2 separate regions of the Homo sapiens genome follow, and region 2 is linked to region 1. Evidence: chromatin contacts called from ENCODE Hi-C or POLR2A ChIA-PET data. All regions are on one chromosome and are shown on one strand. The core of a region is the stretch at or near the end of the contact, and the rest is flanking DNA. Distances in the headings are between cores, read along the strand shown.

Region 1 (7,620 bases), core at 4,940-7,439:
AGAGTGAGACCTTGTCTCAAAAAAAAAAAAAAAAAAAAAAAAAAGCCTGACACTAAAGCCTGGATCTTCTCCTGCCTCTGTTGCTATTTGCCGTGTGGTCTTGGGCAAGTTACATAGCCTCTCTGGGCCTAAATTTGGCTCTTGTAAAAAGACCCAGTCCCCCAGTCCCCCTGTCTTCCCTCACTCTTGTGCGATCTTGGCCATTTTGGCCACTTGCCCTTACCAACTGTAATTTTATTTACTATTTGCCTTCCAATTAACTCACTTATTAATTTAATTTGATTTAGAAAGGAGTTTTATATCACACTGTAAGTGGAAAATTAGACTTGCCAGGACCACATTACCATAAAAATGAATATAATTAAAATTATAATGTTGTTAAATCCTTGTCAGATACTTTTGCCCACCAAGGCTTTGAGCCTGAAATTCACCCTTCTTTTTTAAAAAGGGAGGTGAGCAAATGGCAGAGGTGCCAAGAGCGGGCTGTCACCACCCTGGGACCCCACCCCTTCCTGGATTCATCAGTGGGCTCGGAAGAGCGTGGGAAAGGCGCTACCTTGGGTCCACACCACCTGAGTCAGCTGGGGCTACTCCCAGCTCTCCGGGTTGGGAAACTGGTGCCTCTGGCAATGGCCTGCTGAGTATTTAACCCCAGGGGCAGCAGATTCCTTGTGGGTGTTTTTCTACAAATTAAACAGGAAGGTTTTTTGCAGGATAAAGGGGAGAAAGTTTGCCTTTTGGCCAATCCAAACCCCGCCCCCCTCACGACTGCTTTGCCCCCTGGGCTTGGCCTGTGACCCCCCAGCCCCCACGCTAGATCTTTGAGATCTTGGATGCATAACAGGCCCAAGCTCAGAGCCTATGACCACTGCCCTCTCATCCCTTTCTGTCCCTCCCCTCGGCCTCTCTGTCTCTTCTCTGAAAGGCTGTGAGTACCTGGGGGAGTCCTACCTGAGTAACCAGGAGTTCCCAGACCCCCGAGAACCCTGCAACCTGTGTACCTGTCTTGGAGGCTTCGTGACCTGCGGCCGCCGGCCCTGTGAGCCTCCGGGCTGCAGCCACCCACTCATCCCCTCTGGGCACTGCTGCCCGACCTGCCAGGGTAGAGCCACACCTGCCCTTCCATTCCCCCTGCTGGGGCTCCCGGGGTGCCTTTCTCACCGATTCCACTTTCCTCCCAGCCCTCCCACTGCCTGCCGCTCCACCATACTTTTCTCTCACTCTCCGACTCCCTCACCTTTGATAGAGGTCCCGGGCACGGCTGTGTGTTTGTATGTATGTGTGTGTGTATGTGTGGCTCTGTGTGTGTGTGGCTGTGTATGTGTGTGTGTCTGTATGTGTGTGTGTGTGTCTGGCTGTGTGTGTGTGGCTCTGTGTGTGTGTGGCCGTGTGTATATGTGTGTGTATGTATGTGTTGCTGTATGTGTGTATGTGTGTATCTGTGTGTGGCTGTGTGTGTTGGCCTGTGTGGGTGTATCTGTGTATCTGTGTGTGTGTGTTGCTCTGTGTGTGTGTGGCCGTGTGTATATGTGTGTGTATGTGTTGCTGTATGTGTGTATGTGTGTATCTGTGTGTGGCTGTGTGTGTTGGCCTGTGTGTTTGGGTGTATCTGTGTATGTGTGTGTGTGTGTGTGTGTTGCTCTGTGTGGGTGTATCTGTGTGTGTGTGTTGCTCTGTGTGTGTGACAGTGTATGTGTGTCTGTGTACGTGTGTGTGTGACCGTATGTGTGTCTGTGTATCTGTGTGTGTGGCTGTGTATCTGTGTGTGTATGTGTGACTGTGTGTATATGTGTGTTTGTGTGGCTGTGTATGTGTGTGTGGCCCTGTGTGTGTGTGTGTGTGTGTATGGCTGTAGCTGTGTGTATGTGGGTATGTGTGTGTGTGTCTGTATTTGTGTCTGTGTATGTGGGATGTGTGTGTGTGTGTGTGTATGTGTGTGTGTGGCTGTGTGTGGGTGTGTATGTGGGGGGGTCTCTGTGTGTGGGTGTGTGTGCATCTGTGTATGTGGGGATGTGTGTGTGGCTATGTGTTTGTATGGCTGTGTGTGTGGGTGTGTATGTGTATGTGTGTGCGTGGCTATGTGTATGTTTGTGTGGCTGTGTGTAGGTGGGTATGTGTGTATGTGTGTGTGTGTGTGTGTATGTGGCTGTGTATATGGGTATGTGTGTATGTGGGTGCGTGTATGTGTGTGTGTGGCTGTGTGTTTATGTGTGTGTGTATGAGAGTGTGGGTGTGGCTGTGTGTGTCTATGGCTGTGTGTGTATATGGGTATATGTGTGTATGTGTGTGTGTGGCTGTATGTATATGTGGGTGTGGTTGTGTATGTATGTGTGTGTGGCTGTGTGTGGGGGGGTGTAGGTGTGGCTGTGTGTGTATGTGTGGAGGGGGAGGGGCTGTGTGTGTATGTGACAGTGGCAGTTCTGTTGATGGCAGGTTTTCTGTTGCACTCCCACCTGCTGTGTGTATATGCGTGTATGTATGTGTGTGGCTGTGTGTGTGTATGTGGTTGTGGGTGTGGCTGTGTATATGGGTATGTGTGTGTGTGGCTATGTGTGTGTCTGTGGCTGTGGCTGTGTATGTGTGGAGGGGGAGGGGCTGTGTGTGTGTGTGACAGTGGAGGTTCTGTTGATGGCAGCTCTTCTGTTGGACTCCCCGCTCTGCCAGGATGCCGCTACCATGGCGTCACTACTGCCTCCGGAGAGACCCTTCCTGACCCACTTGACCCTACCTGCTCCCTCTGCACCTGCCAGGTGAGGCAGCCCCTTTAGGACCTTGGTAACCTTTCCTCCCTTGATACTCCTCTCTGGCCAGGAAGAGGCTGTCTCCTCCACTCAGGTGGCAAGGGCTACACTCTGCCCTTCACATCTCATGGGACAGGACTGGGCTCAGGTGTCCCGGGCCAAGGGAGGGTGTTTGGGCCCCTGCAGGCTCAGTAGGGGCTCCAGCCCTGGGGAAATGTGCAGTCCAGTTGAGGGTGTGATGGGCCTCTCTCCCCCAGGAAGGTTCCATGCGCTGCCAGAAGAAGCCATGTCCCCCAGCTCTCTGCCCCCACCCCTCTCCAGGCCCCTGCTTCTGCCCTGTTTGCCACAGTGAGCTGCCTTCCTCATGCGCGGCCCCCATGCCCTTCCCCGCCTCTCCCTCCCCCTTCCCTTCCTGCCAGGCCTAAGGCTGGGCCGAGCAGGGCAGGGTGGCACAGGCCCCCCACCCAGGAGGTGTGTCCCCCACAGGCTGTCTCTCTCAGGGCCGGGAGCACCAGGATGGGGAGGAGTTTGAGGGACCAGCAGGCAGCTGTGAGTGGTGTCGCTGTCAGGTATAGCAGGAGGTGGGGGGTGTGGAGTGACAGCTGGACCATAGCACCTCTGGGCCCCAGCCTAGGCAGCGAGCCAGTGTCCCTGCATCTCCTACAGGCTGGCCAGGTCAGCTGTGTGCGGCTGCAGTGCCCACCCCTTCCCTGCAAGCTCCAGGTCACCGAGCGGGGGAGCTGCTGCCCTCGCTGCAGAGGTATGGCCGCCTGTAGCCCTACCCCTTGCTTCAGCCCCTTGGCCCTGTGTCCCTCTGTCCACCCCACCTCCCTCCCCTCAGCCAGCTCTTCTCCCACCTCCCTGCCCCAACAACTGGCCCTTGCATACACCCTTGCCACCTTCAGCTTCTCCTACCTCTCCCTGTCCGGGACTGCCCAGACCATCCCTCTTCCAGGTGCTGGTTAGAGTTCCCTCAAAGCTGCCTGTCTTGGGCTGGGTGCAGCGGCTCACATTTGCAATCCCAGCACTTTGGGAGGCCAAGGTGGGAGGATCACTTGAACCCAGGAGTTTGAGGCTGCAGTGAGCTGCATTTGCACCACTGTGCTCCAGCCTGGGCAACAAAGAAGACTCTGTCTAAAAAATAAAACAAAAAGCTGCCCCTCTTCCTAACCACACCCCATTCATCATCATCATCATCATCACCACCATCATCATCATCATCAAGATACCTGACATTCAGTGAGCAGGTAGCATGTGCCAGGCCCTGAGCACTTTACGTGTATTATCTCATTTAATCAGCACAACAACTTACCAGATAAGCACTCTTAGTCCTCCTATTTTACAGACGAGAAAGTGGAGGTACAGAGAGGTAGAGAAGGTGGCAGAGTCAAGATGGACACTTGGACCATCTGGCTCTGAACTTGAGCCTTTCTTAGCCTGCCCACTGCCCCCTCGTCCCACACCCTGCGCAGTGTGGTGGTGTTTCTACAGAACCACAGAACTGTCATAGCATTTCACTTGCTCTGGGAGGGAGGCAGGACAGAGGAAATCCCCATTTAACAGATGAGGAGACTGAGGCCCGGAGAGACTGAGTTACCTTGGGCACATGGTTAGCGATGGAGCCATTCACCTGGTCCACATGCATTTATGACACAGCTGCTGCATGCCAGGTCTGTGGCCGGTGCGGGCTGCACTGGGCAGTGCCTGCTGCCTGGAGCTTGGTCTTGAGAGCAGGTAGGAACAGAACAGGATTAGAACCCAGGTGTTCTGAACCCCTCCCAGTGCCTTTCCCCTCCACAACAGACAGGAGTTCTGCCCCATCGCACCTTCCCGCCATATCCCTGCAAACTCACTCCTGGCGCCACGTGCCTAGCTGACCACTGAGGGTGGGGGCCAGGAGCAGATGTCCAGATCTCAACCTCCGAGCTCGTCCCTGCCCACTTTGCACCACAGGCTGCCTGGCTCATGGGGAAGAGCACCCCGAAGGCAGTAGATGGGTGCCCCCCGACAGTGCCTGCTCCTCCTGTGTGTGTCACGAGGGCGTCGTCACCTGTGCACGCATCCAGTGCATCAGCTCTTGCGCCCAGCCCCGCCAAGGGCCCCATGACTGCTGTCCTCAATGCTCTGGTACTGGAAGCCTGGGGCGGGAGGGGAAAGGCGAGGAGGGAGCCCTGGGCCCACACCTCCCTGCCGCTGCTGGGCCGGGTGGCAGAGACAGGCAGTTGGAGAAGTGGCCTCCGTCCTTGTGCACACTCCACTCCCTGGGATCAGGGGGAGGCTGGAGATAGAGGACTCCACCCCTGCCTCGCTGCCAGCCTGAAGGACCCCTGGTCCCGTTCTGCTCTCACTCCACCCCAAAGACTGTGAGCATGAGGGCCGGAAGTACGAGCCTGGGGAGAGCTTCCAGCCTGGGGCAGACCCCTGTGAAGTGTGCATCTGCGAGGTAGGTGAGGGCACAGTGGTGGGGCTGGGGCACCTCGTCGGGGGGGAGTGGGCAGCATGGGATGAGGCCCAGCCAAGCTGGTCACTGCATGGAGCAGGCACTCTGGGGGCCAAAGGAGTGTATCCCTGTGGCCAGGAGACAAGGCAGGGTTGGGGCCAACAGGGCCAGGAGGTCTGGGTTTAGACAAGGAGCGCAGGTTCCAAGTGTGCAGGAGGCCGTAGGTGGCCCCCCTGGCTGCAGTGCAGGGCGGGTGTGTATGGCCGGAGAGCCACCTGGGACGTGGCTAGGGGTCATATTGTGGAGATTCTATTTGCAAGGCCATGGAAGGGCTTGGAGCAGGCAAATGACATCACAGGTCAGGGTACTAAGCCATGGGCCTGGGGAGGAGGATGGCATGAGCCTGCCGGAGGATCAAAGGTCACATGAGGGCTCAGGCCCAAGTGACTTAAAGGAGAAGGAGACATCATCTCAGAGACTAGGGCATGGGGTGAGGAGCACGTCTAGAAGACACTGAGTCTCTCTTCAGCCTTGAGTTCAGGGCCCAAGACATGTCCCGGAAGAGGCTGCAGCAGGCAGAGGGAGGGGCCGGAAGTCCCGGCCAAGGGCAGCTCTGGGTTTTTGTGGCCCAGGACCCACCGCTGCTCACTCATTCTTGTAGCCACAGCCTGAGGGGCCTCCCAGCCTTCGCTGTCACCGGCGGCAGTGTCCCAGCCTGGTGGGCTGCCCCCCCAGCCAGCTCCTGCCCCCTGGGCCCCAGCACTGCTGTCCCACCTGTGCCGGTGAGTCCAGGGATGTGGGGGTAGATGAGATATGAGGTTAGGGCTGCCACCCCCTGCCGCCCTTCCTCACCAGTCCCAGCCCCAGATTCTTCCTGACTCCAGTGGACTGTTCTGGAACCCTATGCCTGGCCGGCGAGGGCTGCACCATCCCTAAGGGAACTGGGGAAGCTGACAGGAACCCTTTGCCTCTCCGCAGCTGGGTGCAGTTTGTGGAGCATCTTGGCCAGCAGGTGGCGCTGCAGGGCGACAGTTGTGCTGAGACGTGAGGCCCAGGCAGGCAGGGGGTAGCCCAGCCACAGGGGTGGGCGAGCTTTTTTTGTTGTCGTTGTTAGAGTAAAAATTTATTAAGATTGGGGGGAAAAGTAAAGAAACAGTTTTATTTTTATTACAAATATTGAAAGATGGCCAATTTCTGTCTCCTGGATTTAATAGTTGTTTACCTAACACAGCCATTTTACATTTGTTGTGGAGGGAATTTTTTTCTGTTTCTGGTCCTATACCAACACTGAAATGATAACCTACCTTTGCAATACAGGTGAACGTTATCCTTACATAGAAAAAACAGGCCGAGGTTGGTAGCTCACGCCTGTAATCCCAGCACTTTGGGAGGCCAAGGTGGGAGGATCACAAGGTCAAGAGATCGAGACCATCCTGGCCAACATGGTGAAACCCCGTCTCTACTAAAAATACAAAAATTAGCTGGGCATGATGGGGCATGCCTGTAGTCCCAGCTACTCGGGAGGCTGAGGCAGGAGGATAGCTTGAACCCGGGAGGCAGAGGTTGCAGTGAGCTGAGATGGTGCCACTACACTGCAACCTGGCAACAGAGCGAGATTCTGTCTCAAAAAAAAAAAAAGAAAGAAAAAACATACTTTTTTTTTTAATGATAATCCTATTTTCTCCAATTTGGTTTTTTTATTTGGGTTTTGGTTTTTTTGAGACGGAGTCTCGCTTTGTCGCACAGGCTGGAGTGCGGTGGCACAATCTCGGCTCACTGCAACCTCTGGATTCGAGGGATTCACCTGCCTCAGCCTCCCGAGTAGCTGGGATTATAGGCATGCGCCATCAAGCCTGGCTAATTTTTGTATTTTTAGTAGAGATGGGGTTTTAACATGTTGGCCAGGCTGGTCTCGAACTCCTGACCTCAGGTGATCCACCCGCCTCAGCCTCCGAAAGAGCTGGATTACAGGTGTGAGCCACCTCGCCGACTTTTCTGTTTTTTGTTTGTTTGTTTGTTTGTTTGTTTTTTATGGTGGTAAGACACTAAAATGTACAATCCTAACCATTTTTAAGTGTACAGTTTGTGGTATTAAATACGTTCATAATGCTGTGCAGTCATCCCTGGCATCCATCAGGGAGGGCTGCTCTGATCAACACTTGCTAGGGGGTGCTTCAGGGGAAGGGAAGAAGACTAACATTGATTAAGCACCTGTTCCATGCCACAGACTGTACTTGGTGCTCTTAATAAAGTCTCTCGCTTCATTTTCATAGTTACCCAGTGAGGGAAGTATTATTAATCTCTTTTTACAGATTAAGAAACTGAGGCTCAGAGAGGTGGATTAATCCAACCTAATAAGCACAGGCACTGAGTGCTGGCATCAGGATTCGAACCCGGGATGCCTGGCTGTGTGCTTCCCTGCGCAGTTGTAGCCACACT
Region 2 (7,138 bases), core at 1,613-4,112, 50 kb before region 1:
TTCTTTAAAAATGAAATTGCTAGGCCAGGCACGGTGGCTCACATTTGTAATCCCAACACTTTGAGAGGCTAAGGCAGGCAGATCACTTGAGTCCAAGAGTTCGAGACCAGCCTGGGCAATATGGCAAAACCTTGTCTCTACAAAAAATACAAAAATTAGCCTGGCGTGGTGACACACACCTATAGTTCCACCTACTTGGGAGGCTGAGGTGGGAGAATTGCTTGAACCCAGGAGGCACACCACCGCACTCCAGCCTGGGCGTAGAAGTGAGATCTTATCTCAAAATAATAATAATAAAATGAAATTGCTATTTCAAAAGTGGCTCCCCACAAAATGGGAACCTTTTTCACTGGAGGTCAGTTATGCTTAATAGAAAAATATTCTATGCTGGTCGTATCTGGAGCAATAGCTAAGAAGAGCCTTCTTTTGTTATCAAATACTCCTCACCCATTCTGAGGGACCGTGAGACCCTAGAATTCTGCCCTCTGCCCCCTTCCCACTGTCCATCTTGCTCAGGTGAGGCCCCTTCCTTAGAGCCTCTGAACCTCAAGAAGCAGCACGGGCTGCGTGCAGAGAAGGGGCTTGCACCTGGCTTTGCTGTATTCCAGCCAAGTGGCCTTAAGTAGGACCTCAAATCTCATTTCCTCGTCTCTAAAAGGGGGATGATGTTACCAAGCCGGCAGCATTGATATGGGGCTCCCGGGATAGAGGCTATGCAGGGGCTCAGCTTGGCTCAGATCCTGACTTCCCTCAACTGAAAGAACCTGAGCCAAGAATCATCTGGGGCCAGAGACATGGCCCAGGAGAAAGGAAGGACAGAGAGCAGCACTCCAGTGTTTCCAGGATCTGGGATCCCTTGGCCTCCCAGTGCCATCCTGGGGGTGGAAGGGCAAGTAGAGGGGAAGTGAAGCCACACCCGGCCCTTGTGTGAGCACTCCCATTTCCCCTTGATGGGCCAGGAGGCGGTGGGGACAGGGAGGTCTGTCCGGGCCCCCCACTCCCCACAGTGAGATGGCCCCTTCCCCCATTTCCCCTGGCTGGAATATCACAGACTGAGGGTGTGGTAGGAGGCACCCTCCCCTGACTCGAGTAGAAGCTACGCTGTGTGAGCGAGTGTAGAGTGGGGTGGCTGGGGTGGGGAGCAGGGGGGAGGAGGGAAGCCGTGTCACCAAAGGGAACTGAAAGAAACCCAGAGGCCCACTGGGCAGCTGAACAATGCACCCTGGCTCTGGAACAGCCCCCTTCAGTGCAGCCTGGGTTGATGACAACTGCCTTTGCCTCTCAAAACCTCTACCCCAGGAAACCCACCCCCTCGGCCTGGGCTCTCAGGGGTCCCCAGGCTGACTGTCCTATTTCTCAGAAACCCCGAGTTTCTGAGAACTTGTTGGCTGGACATCAGGCTCTGAGGTCAACAGGTCTGAGTCAAATCCTCACTCTGCAATCTAGAATTGCGTGACCTAAGCAAGCCATTCACTCCCCCAGAAGCCCCATTTCCCATCTGTAAAGGAGAATGGTGACACCAGTGTCACGAATTGGCTGTGAGTCTACATTCAACAATGCTTATCGGGCATGTTGTACCTGCCAGGATAAAGTGGTGGACAATTTCTACTTTGTCTAAAAACCCCTGCCCTCCTGGAGCTTCCATTCTGCAGAGTAAGATAGACGATAAATCCTCAAGTAATGAAATCGGGTGAGGCCTTGAGGGGCACCTCACAGGCTATGGCTTTGCTAGGGACAGTCACTGAAAGGTTCAGATCTGAGGCATGACATAGTCTGATTTAGATTTTAACACCTCTTGGCCGGGTGGGGTGGCTCACGCCTGTAATCCCAGCACTTTGGGAGGCTGAGGCAGGTGGATGACCTGAGGTCAGGAGATCGAGACCAGCCTGGCCAACATGGGGAAACCCCGTCTCTACTAAAAAAAAAAAAATACAAAAGTTAGCCAGGCGTGGTGGTTCATACTTGTAATCCCAGCTACTCGGGAAGCTGAGGCAGGAAAATTGCTTGAACCCAGAAGGCGGAGGTTGTAGTGAGCCGAGATTGCACCATTGCACTCCAGCCTGGGTGACAGAGCGATACTCCGTCTCAAAAGAAAAAAGAAAAAACAAAAAAACACCTCTGGTTCTCGTACTTGAAGTGTTCACTTGCTTTGAAGTTTCTGGCACATAGAAGTAGTATCTTTTTTTTTAGGATTAATGCCCAGGGCGCCACAGCTGGGCCTTCCTCCCCATTTCTTACTAACACCGGCTCAGAGCTTTTTGGGGTGTGACCTGGAAGTCCCCCATTCAGCCAGCACTGTTACATGGACACCTCTACACTCGGAGTCTCCACCTTTCCCAATCCATGGCTCTGTCTTCACATGGCCTGTGGAGGAAGCTGCCCGGGCCCTTGCTCCAGGCCCCGACAGGTCACCTGTCCTCTCTGATGCCTGCAACCTGGCTCCTGCCCTTGTCGGTGGAATCTGTTCTGGCCCCACCCTGTCCTCCAGGCCTTGGATCCACAGCTCAAGCAAGCCCTGAAACCCACGGGAACTCCCCCAAAACTCCAGTCTCTACCTACCTCTCTCACTTAAACCCTCAGATCTTGGGATTTCACTCTTTCCTAGATTTCTCACCATCCCCTTTAAATAAACGTGCTGAAGCCCTCTCACTTTCCTCCGGGATTCCTCTCCCAGCTCAGCATCCTGAGTCTGCGCCTCTGTGCCCCTGTCCCCCGCGGGCCTCCAGGACACCGGCCCAGAGTTTCTCTCCTCCCCTACTGGCTGCACGTGGTCTGATTCAGTGCTTCTAAAACTTGCTTAGCTCAGCACTGTGCTCAAACCACTTCCTTCCCTGCTCCTGGGCTCTGTTACGGAAGGGGTGGGACATCCATCCTTCCTGCATGTCTCGAGGGCTCGCTGTGGAGCATGAGGCACCTGGACAAGGAGGAAAGGGAAAAGGACAAAGTCTAGCTGGAGACCCCAGCCTTCTAGGGCCACTGCTTTGTGGGGACAGATGCCAATCCAGCCCCACAGGCACCAGCCAAAGACCTCCGGTATGCACTTTTGTCCCAGAATGAGCCTTGTTGAAGCTCAGCATCTGCAGATGTCCCAGCCAGGCCCACGAGGTCCACCCGTCTTTGATGTGGGGTAAAGGGGGCCACCAGCCTCAGACTCTGAAGCATTTCTGAACCAGATCCATCTCAAGCCTCTGCAGCTTAGAACCAAGGCTAGGGCTGCTCCTGGGCAGGATGGTGGTCCCTCCCAGGTGGGCTCAGATGGGAAACGGGGAGAGACTAGATTCTCTCCAGGATGGCAGGGCCAGCCCAAGGGCATGGGGTGCTCTCCTCAGAGTGGTGGGGAGGTGACAGAGCTACCCTCTGTGGGGGACCCCTCCAGGGCTGACCCCAATACTCTCTGGCCTGCAGTCGCTGATGTATTAGGTCATGGGAGGGGTGTGGGGTATGACGTTCCTCTCGTGTGGCCTCTCGACACTCAACCATGAGGAGGCATATCCCGGCTGTCCCTCTCTGGCCCCTGACGGGTAGGGTGTGGGGGTGCGTTGCAAGTTGAGAATTTCAGGTGTGAGGCAGGAAGGAGAGGGAGCACTTGGGGGCTGGCAGCTGCACAGAGTTGCAGGGCCTGGTGTTTGGCTCTTGCCAGCTGCTCACCCCTGGGCCAACACTATGACCCTATGGGTCAGGCCTTGGGGGCTCTTGGTGGGGCACCCTCCAGGAGTCTGTCCTGTTCCCGTAGCCTCTGATTCTGGGAGCAGAAATTCAAGGAAGCGGAGAGCCTAGGGGCTGAAGAACCCTGGCGGGGACCATGGGCCAGGGCTCCCTCTCCTGTCTTGAGCCCTCTCAGGGAAGAAGAGGGTGTCAGGCCTCATTAGAGAGGGTTCTGGGGGCAGGTTCTTACTAGGCCAGTGTCCCGGAGCCTTGGTGCTTTGCAATTCTCCAAGCCAGGAGCCAACTGAACTCTGACGCCCATCCAGACCCCTGTGCCGGACAGACTGGGCCCCTGAGTGTGCCGGTGGACCTGTGGATTCAGGAACATCTCCACCGACCCATGCCTGTCTCGAGGGTCGGGTCTCCTCTGTGTCTCCCGGCCTGTCCTCCTCCTTTCTCTCCTGGAGCAGCACCTCCAAAGCCATGGGGATACTGACATACCCTGATAACCTGTCCAGGGCCGTTGCTAGGGAGTAGGGGTGCAGGAGAAGTTAGGAAGAAGAAAGGGCAGCCTGCTCAGGCAAGAAAGAGCTTATGGTGCCTCTTCACTGGCTCGAAGGAGGCTCTGCTTTGCAGTAGCAGACCATAGGACAGCCCAAGAGGACTGCACCAGGGGACAGTCAGCCAAGCTCAGGAGGTTGGGGCAGTTTACCCAAAGGCACACAGCAGCTAGTGACATGAGGCACTGGCACTTGAACCAGACTAAACCATCAGCGACATTTTATCCTTTGGGAACCAGACAGACCTGGGTTCAGGTCCTAGCTGGATGAGCTCGGCAAGTTGTTCAACCTCTCCAAGTCTGGGTGTCCTCGTTGTAAAATGGAACTAACGATACACCGTCGGCAACAAAGAACTGTTGCGGGGCAACTGTTCTGTTGCGGGGATCAGGCCCGGCCCAGTGCCTGACACACACTGTGGAAGTGATTATACTCAACATAGCAGTAGCTGCTCCGTAGAACATGCCCAGTGCTCTGGCGGTTCTGGGCGGCTGCCTCACCATGACCAGCCGTCCTGCCTGATTCCCTGGGGCAGGCAGAGCCAGGGAGCCATGTGGGTTCCCACTCTCCCCCAGCCCAGAGATCCATAGACCCACCCCCAGCTGCCCCGGACACGCCCTCCTTTTTTCCCGCTCCCTCCCCTGGGCCTGGGGAAGGATGGAAAGCAGCTGGCTGCTGGCGGCCTCCTTCCTCACCCCGGCCCTGGCATGTTGTCTATGTAGAGAAGGAGGCCCATGTGCCAGAAGAATGATCATGGACCCCCAAAGAGCCTGCCTGCCACCCCCTACCCCGGCTGCCTTACTACAGGAACAGGCCCAAGAGAAATCAAGAAACAGGGAACAAATTAGGGGATCGGATGTGGGGAAGGGCTGACCACTAAGGGACGGCATGAAGTGATGGGAACGGTTCTGTCTCTTGACTGTGCCAGTGTTTACACAACTCTCCACCTTTGCCGAAACTCCTAGAACCGTACACTAAAAAGAGTGAATTTTACTGTATGTAAATGTAAAAATTTAAAAATGTTTCATGATTCAGAAGATTCAAACTCTCAACGTCAAGAAGTTTTGGCTGGGCACAGTGGCTCATGCAGGTAATCCCAGCACTTTGGGAGGCTGAGGCAGGTGGATCACCCGAGGTCAGGAGTTTAAGACGAGCCTGGTCAACATGGTGAAACCCGTCTCTACTAAAAACACAAAAAATTACTCGGGCATGGTGTTGCGTGCCTGTAGTCCACCCTACTTGGAAGGCTGAGGCAGGAGAATCACTTAAACCTGTATAAAAAAAAAAAAAGGGAGTTTTTTAGGAAAAGCTTAACTAATTTATATGGTTTGTATTTTCCTTTGTACCTAAGCAAAAGACTTATATATGTTAACTGTTTTAAAGAAGTCTTTCAAGTGTGTCTAAAATAAAGATTTTAAGTAATTTTCTTTTTTTCTTTTCTTTTCCTTTTTCTTTTTTTCTTTTTTCTTTTTTTTTTTTTTGAGACAGAGTCTTGCTCGTGTCACCCAGGCTGGAGTGCAGTGGCACAATCTCAGCTCACTGCAGCCTCCGCTTCCCAGGTTCAAGCAATTCTCCTGCCTCAGCCTCCCGAGTAGCTGGGACTACAGGCACCCACCACCATGCCTGGCTAAAGTTTGTATTTATAGTAGAGACGGGGTTTCACCATGTTGGCCAGGATGGCCTTGATCTCCTGACCTCATGATCCTCCTGCTTCGGCCTCCCAAAGTGCTGGGATTACAGGCATGAGCCACTGTACCCGGCCCTAAGTAATGTTTTTTTAAATAGAAAAGAAAGAAAAAGAACAGATCCAAGAAGCATCCTTCACCAAGAGGCAAGGTAGTGCCGTCTTCTCTCCACTCTCCCTCCCTCCCTCCAGCCTGGCTCTTCTGGGCCATCCTCCAATTGTCCTGCCAGTCCCTCTTCTGCTTCCCCCACAGCTCTTGGGAGACTGAGCACTGTCTCCAGGGGTTTGGTGATGTCCAGGAGGCTCCCTGGCTACCCCAGGGACCCAGGCCGAGAGCCCACGCTCCAACTAGGTGGCTCCAGGTGAGGATCCTGGCAGGACACAGGTGATATTGGACAGAGGAGAGTTGAGTGAAGTGGACACTTGCAAAGGTGTAGACAGGGTTCTGAAAGCCACTGTGGAGTTTCCAGGCATCCAAGGCCTAGCATCAGCTGGGAACCACCTCCACCCTCAGAGGGGCCGTCCTTTGGGACCTGTGGCCCTGGGAACGTTGCAGGCAGAGGGAAGAAATCCCTTTTCTTCCATTCTGTCGCCCTCCTGTCTCTTGCCCATACCTCCTGGTGGGAGGGGCAGAGCTGGCCCGGGGACCGTGCGTGTTCTGAGTGCCCCGGGAGGCAGGCTGGTGGCAGCTAATGGGGGGAGGGAGTGCTTTCCCCCTGGCCCCTGGCAGGGCTGGGAAGGGCCTGACGCTGAGCTGGGCACCTGCACACCTGTGCGTGTGCATTCTCTGACCTGCATACCCCAGTGCAAGTCCTGGTCTGTATGTTAATCACCCCTCTTGCTCCAGGTATATCTCCCAGGAGACTCAGGGGTTTGGTGGAGGCCACGTGGGCCCACCAGCCTCGACTGTCCAAGGGTGCAGAGGCGGAGAAGGAGTGAGGCCCAGATCTCATGGGGGAAGACCTTGCAAGGGGCTCTGAGCCTTTGGGATCCAGGAGCCAGCACTGGGATTGGGGGTGAGGGCCAGGGTGGGAGGTCAGAGGCCTAGGGCAGGTCCTCTCCTCTGCGGTCTCCCACATGGATCCTCAGACACTGTACCCCCACCTCTACCTTGGACCAGCGCTTGGCAGGCAGCACCCTGCACTACTGTGTGGTGGATGCCAGGAAGCTGAGCATCACTGGGATGAGGGGCAGGGGCCTGGGGTGAAGATGAAAGGGCAGAGCTTCCCTCCCAATATGCACCCCACCCCCA

Evidence for each region. Hi-C counts contacts between places; a loop is a spot of excess contacts on that map. ChIA-PET counts read pairs that join two places held with the same protein, here RNA polymerase II (POLR2A). Pooled maps may share reads with other maps.
Region 2: a loop to region 1 is called in a pooled map, with 3 times the contacts of the local background. The contact joins two enhancer-like sites. A Hi-C loop is called at or near these places in 1 of 37 single-sample maps with no recorded cell type and 2 of 50 pooled maps. POLR2A ChIA-PET finds 5 or more read pairs at or near these places in 3 of 52 experiments (H1, MCF 10A and activated B cell).

Annotation. Positions count from the first base shown.
Region 1 is chr7:128,882,345-128,889,964 of GRCh38, reverse strand. KCP (kielin cysteine rich BMP regulator) reads left to right here. Exons shown (of 40, transcript NM_001366122.1): 22 at 926-1,102; 23 at 2,665-2,750; 24 at 2,999-3,089; 25 at 3,228-3,310; 26 at 3,408-3,501; 27 at 4,695-4,868; 28 at 5,102-5,184; 29 at 5,843-5,963. Among named protein-coding and RNA genes, the nearest start is that of SPMIP1, 20 kb to the right of the region's middle. RefSeq lists enhancers at 1-23, 4,647-5,246, 5,471-5,730, 6,181-6,290 and a silencer at 6,036-6,330. Within about 2 kb of position 6,189, at least 3 of the 41 ENCODE cell types and tissues checked have a DNase peak (open chromatin) inside an H3K27ac peak, as active enhancers do.
Region 2 is chr7:128,929,020-128,936,157 of GRCh38, reverse strand. No RefSeq gene overlaps it. Among named protein-coding and RNA genes, the nearest start is that of IRF5, 5.3 kb to the left of the region's middle. RefSeq lists a silencer at 1,099-1,188 and enhancers at 1,319-1,438, 1,709-1,758, 2,340-2,509, 6,405-6,905. Within about 2 kb of position 2,862, at least 4 of the 41 ENCODE cell types and tissues checked have a DNase peak (open chromatin) inside an H3K27ac peak, as active enhancers do.